2 separate regions of the Homo sapiens genome follow, and region 2 is linked to region 1. A link is an interaction called in ENCODE POLR2A ChIA-PET data of the cell type or tissue named here. Cell type or tissue: CD4-positive, alpha-beta T cell. All regions are shown on one strand. Links, peaks and the distances in the headings refer to the core of each region. The heading gives the core; the rest is flanking DNA. Region 1 holds the start of LOC124904663 (a long non-coding RNA gene). Region 2 overlaps ZNF101 (zinc finger protein 101).

Region 1 (2,801 bases), core at 173-2,672:
ATCAACTTACTATAAGGTCTTTGTGGCTTGCAAAACTGTAGGCACAAAAGGACTTTCTTTCCTAAGGAGGATTAAACAAGATTAGAAAGGAGGTGGGAAGGGAATGGCAAATGGAGGGTGAAAAGGTCAGATTTTAGATCACAGAATGTCTTACCCTGAAATCAGCATGTTCTTAGGAGGGACGTAAATGGGGTTGTATGTCGACTCAGACCGAGGGTAGCTCAAAGTTCAGGAGCCTGACGGAGGGAGATAAACTTAAGTAAATTTCATTAAGAATTACTTTATTTTAGGCCAGGGGTGGTGACTCACGCTTGTAATCCCAGCAGTTTGGGAGGCCGGGGCAGGCGGATTACCTGAGGTCAGGAGTTCAAGACCAGCCTTCCCAACATGGTGAAACCCTGTGTCTACTAAAAATACAAAAATTAGCTGAGCGTTGTGGCGGGCGCCTGTAGTGCCAGATACTGGGAAGGCTGAGGCAGGAGAATTTCTTGAACCTGGGAGGCGAAGGTTTCACTGAATGGAGATGGCGCCACTGCACTCCAGCCTGGGCAGCAGAGCAAGACTCGATCACACCAAAAAAAAAAAAAATTGACCACTGAAGAAAAAATCAGCTGATTTTTATAATGAGAAATAGGAGAAAATGTGCAGAGAGTGTGTTTGCCTGTGTGATAGGTAAGAAAAAAGAGCACCATTGAAGTCATAAGGTGAAGGGTGTTTCCATAAACTGTTCCTGGAGTACACAAAGGATGGACAATTTATTTTTTATTTATTTATTTATTTAGACGGAGTCTCGATCTCTCACCCGGGCTGGAGTGCAGTGGTGCAATCTCCAGTCACTGCAAGCTCTGCCTCCCGGGTTCATGCCATTCTCCTGCCTCAGCCTCCTGAGTAGCTGGGACTACAGGCGCCTGCCACCACTCCCGGCTAATTTTTTGTATTTTTAGTAGGGATGGGGTTTCACCCTGTTAGCCAGGATGGTCTCGATCTCTGATCTCGTGATCCACCCTCCTCGGCCTCCCAAAGTGCTGAGATTACAGGTGTGAGCCACCGTGCCCGGCTGGAGAATTTTATTAATCACAAACATTTTTCATGATTATCTATGTGTTTCATCTTTCCCCATCTCTTTTCTTTGTTCTATGCATTTCTTCCATTTGGCTTTTCCTGGGCTGCATCTTATATATTAAACCGGTAAACATAACTACAGTGTTTTGATGAGTTCTGTGAGTAGCTCTACCAAATCATTGAACTTCAGGGAGGTTTTGGGAGTCCCCAGTTTTCAAACAGTAGCTCAGAAGCGTAGATGGGCCCATGGGGTTTGTGACTGGCATCTGCAGTGAGGACAATGTTGTGGAACTGAGCCCTGAATCAGGGTCTGTGCTGACTCTGGGTGGTGTCAGAATTTAAATGTTAGACAATTAGTTGTTGGAGAATTGTTTGATGCTCAGCAAACTCTACAGATTTGGTGCCAGAAAAAAGATATCACAGAGGCCTGGACTGGAACAAAGCTCTGGGTGTTTAGAAATGGGAGGCTCTGCTCTCCTGTACACAGGCTGTCACATTGCCCATTGTCCTGTGATTCCAGGTCTTCTCCCAGGGTGACAGAGGACTGAAAACTCAGAAGAAGCTCTTATGACAGACCCCTTTTCTTGCAGCTGCTACTACAGGATTCCCACCCACTCACAAACACACACACTAGAAATTGAGGTATCCACACTTCTCCCAGGACTCGGCACCACCCTCAAGAACTTCACCATGGCATTTTTGATCCTAGTGTTTCTTGCCAAGAACCCAAAAATCTCTACAAGTCTCCTGGCATATCCCCACCCCTAGATACTAAATTTGCAGCAGCAACCTGTTTTCTCCACCAGCCTAGGGTCTGGGCCACCTGTTTGTAATTTCATCTACCTGCATTCACACAGAAATAAATCAGAGTACAGCCCCACCTGGGCTACTATCTATAGTGAAAAGCAGTCCATGCACCTACATTGCACTCTCCCCCACCTTGGAGTATTTTTTTCTTTTAGGTTTTATTTGTGATTCGGTGTACATGTGTGGGTTTTTTATACAGCTAAAATTATGTCATGGGGGTTTGGTGTGCAGATTATTTTGTCATTGAGGTCCTACCCATAGTACCAAACAGGTATGTTTTCTGATCCTCTTAGTTCTCCCACCCTCCACCCTCAACTAGGCCTCAGTGTCTCTTGTTCTCCTCTTTGTGTTCATGTGTTCTTATTATTTAGCACTTACTTAAATAATAACATGCATTTGGTTTTCTGTTTCTACATTAGTTTTATTTATTTATTTATTTGTTTCATTTTGTTTTGTCTTTTGAGATAGAGTTTTGATCTTATTGCCCAGGCTGGAGTGTAATGGTGCGATCTTGGCTCACGGCAGCTTTTGACTCTCAGGTTCAAGCAATACTCCTGCCTCAGCCTCCCAAGTAGCTGGGATTACAGGTGCACACAACCATGCCTAGCTAATTTTGTATTTTTAGTAGAGACGGGATTTATCCATGTTTATCAGGCTGATCTTAAACTCCTGACCTCAGGTGATTAGCACACCTCAGCCTTTAAAAGTGCTGGGATTACAGGTGTGAGCCTCCGCACCCAGCCTTTGCCTACTTTTTTTTTTTTTTTTTTTTTTTTTGCAACAGTTTTGCTCTTGTCACCCAGGCTGGATTGCAATGACGTGATCTCAGCTGGCTGCAACCTCTGCCTCCACCTCCTGGGTTTGAGCCATTCTCCTGCCTCAGCCTCCTGAGTAGTTGGGAGTACAGGCACCTGCCGCCACGCCCAGCTAAT
Region 2 (2,801 bases), core at 113-2,612, 750 kb after region 1:
TGTAATCCCAGCACTTCGGGAGGTCGAGGCGAGTAGATCACTTGAGGTGAGAAGTTCAAGACCAGCCTGACCAGCATGGTGAAACCCCATCTCTACTAAAAATACACAATCAGCCAGGTGTGGTAGCCCACACCTGTAGTCCCAGCTACTCGAGAGGCTAAGGCAGGAGAATCACTTGAACCCAGGAGGCAGAGGTTGCAGTGAGCTGAGATCACACCATTGTACTCCAGTCTGGGCAACAGAGGTAGACTGTCTCAAGACCAAAAAAGTCAGCTACATTTATATGCACCAAAACTGAATAATGTGAAAAAGAAATTAAGAAAACAATACCACAAACAATAGCACCAAAAAGAATTGAATAGGCCAGGCGCGGTGACTCACATCTGTAATCCCAGCACTTTGGGAGGCAAAGGCAGGTGGATCAAAAGGTTAGGAGTTCAAGACCAGCCTGGCCAAGATGGTGAAACCCCGTCTCTACTAAAAATACAAAAATTAGTCGGGCGCGGTGGCAGGCACCTGTAATCCCAACTACTTGGGAGGCTGAGGCAGGAGAATCGCTTGAACTCAGGAGACAGAGGTTGCAGTGAGCTGAGATCGCACCACTGCACTCCATCCTGGGCAACAAAGCAAGACTCCATCTCAAAATAATAATAATAATAATAATAATTTAAAAAGCCTCAACAAATATAAAACCCAGGACACCAAATAGCCCAGACTGGGCGACAGAGTGAGACTCTGTCTCAAAAAAAAAAAAAAAAAAAAAAAGAATTGAACGCTTAGAAATTACAAAACCAAGAAGTCGAAAGACTACTTGTACACTAAAAACAACAAAATGTTGCTGAATGAAATTAAAGACAAATTGAAAAATATCTTGTGTTCATGTGTTCGAAGACTTTACATTATTTGGCCAGGTGCGGTGGCTCATGCCTGCAACCCTAGCACTTTGGGAGGCCGAGGTGGGTGGATTACAAGGTCAGGAGTTCAAGACCAGCCTGGCTAACATGATGAAACCCTGTCTCTACTGAAAATACAAAAATTAGCCAGGTGTGGTGGCACGTGCCTGTAATCCCAGCTACTCCGGAGACTGAGACAGAAGAACTGCTTGAACCCAGAAGGTGGAGGTTGCAGTGAGCCGAGATCATGCCACTGAACCCCAGCCTCGGCGACAGAGCAAGACTCCAATTCAAAAAAAAAAAAAAAAAAAGCCAGCACATTGGCTCATATCTGTAATCCCACCACTTTGGGAGGCCAAGGCAGGCAAATCACCTGAGGTCAGGAGTTTGAGACCAGCCTGGCCAACATGGTAAAATCCCATCTCTACTAAGAATACAAAAAAAAAAATTAGCCAGGCGTGGTGGCATGCGCTTGTAGTCCCAGCTACTCAGAAGGCTGAGGCAGGAGAATGGCTTGAAACCAGGAAGTGGAGGTTGCAGTGAGTCAAGACCGTGCCACTGCATTCCAGTCTGGGTGATAGAGCAAGACTCTGTGTCAAAGAAAAAAAAAAGACTTTACATTATTTGGAAGGTACTACTACCCAAAATGATCTGCAAATTCAATACAATCCCTATCAAAATCCCATGTCTGGTTTTTTTTGTTTTGTTTTCTTTTTTCAGAAATAAAAATACCAGCCAGTCACAGTGGCTCATGCCTATAATCCCAACACTTTGGGAGGTCGAAGTGGGAGGATTGCCTGAGCTCAGGAGTTTCAGACTGGCCTAGCCAACATGTTGAAACCCCGTGTCTACTAAAAATACAAAAAATTGGCTGGGCGTGGTGGCAGGTGCCTGTAATCCCAGGTACTTGGGAGGCTGAGGCAGGAAAATCGTTTGAACCTGGGAGGCAGAGGTTGCAATGAGCTGAGATCGTGCCACCGCACTCCAGCCTGGGCAACAGAGACCCCCCCCGCCAAAAAAAAAGCCCGTTCTAAAATGCATATAGGGCTGAATGTGATGGTTCACGCCTGTAATCCCAACACTATGGGAGGCCGACGCAGGAGGACCATGAGGTCAGGAGTTCGAGACCAGCCTGGCCAACATGGCGAAACCCTGTCTCTACTAAAGCTAAAAAAAATTAGCTAGGTGTGGTGGAGGGCACCTGTAATCCCAGCTACTCAGGATTCAGCTACCGGGTTCAGCTACCGGGCGTGGGGGAGGGCTGAGGCAGGAGAATCACTTTAGCGGAGGTTGTAGTGAGCCAAGATTGTACCATTGCACTCCAGCCTGGGCAACAGGGCAAGACTTTGTCTCGAAAGTAAAAAAATAAAATAAATAAATTTATAAATATATATATAATCATACATAAAATTTATAAATATATATAATCATACAACTTATAAATATATATATAATCATACATATAATTTATATATATATATATATACACACACACATTTTTTAAGATGGGGGTCTCACTATATTGCCCAGGCTGGACTTGAACTCCTGGGCTAAATCGATTCTCCCGCCTCAGCCTCTCAAGTACCTAGAATTACAGGTGTTTGCCAGTGTTCCTGCCCTCAGTTCATCTTGAATTGCTGTTACAAGCCGTTGAAGTCAATTTTTAGAAAAGAACAAAGCCTACTGAAATTTTTCTTGAAGTCTGAAAATGTCTCGTGAATAAAATGATTATGATGTAAAAAGCATACGTTGAAAAATATCTGCCGGGCACGGGGGCTCACGCCTGTAATCCCAGCACTTTGGGAGGCCGAGGCGGGCGGATCACGAGGTCAGGAGATCGAGACCATCCTGGCTAACACGGTGAAACCCCGTCTCTACTAAAAATACAAAAAATTAGCCGGGCGTAAT

What was found. Peaks named below come from ENCODE experiments on the same cell type or tissue, not always from the same donor. Only the 100,000 strongest peaks of a DNase experiment are listed, where the experiment ranks them.
Region 2: POLR2A ChIA-PET joins it to region 1 with 5 read pairs; 1 of 35 experiments calls an interaction of 5 or more read pairs at or near these places.

The regions. Positions count from the first base shown.
Region 1 is chr19:20,419,782-20,422,582 of GRCh38, reverse strand. It overlaps LOC124904663 (a long non-coding RNA gene), which reads left to right and starts at 2,440. Exons shown (of 2, transcript XR_007067167.1): 1 at 2,440-2,456. It also overlaps the pseudogene ZNF826P. In CD4-positive, alpha-beta T cell, for the core only: no CTCF peak of the experiment used is centred there; no DNase peak of the experiment used is centred there.
Region 2 is chr19:19,671,652-19,674,452 of GRCh38, reverse strand. The region is part of intron 1 of ZNF101 (zinc finger protein 101); the gene reads right to left. Among named protein-coding and RNA genes, the nearest start is that of ZNF101, 4.2 kb to the right of the region's middle. In CD4-positive, alpha-beta T cell, for the core only: no CTCF peak of the experiment used is centred there; no DNase peak of the experiment used is centred there.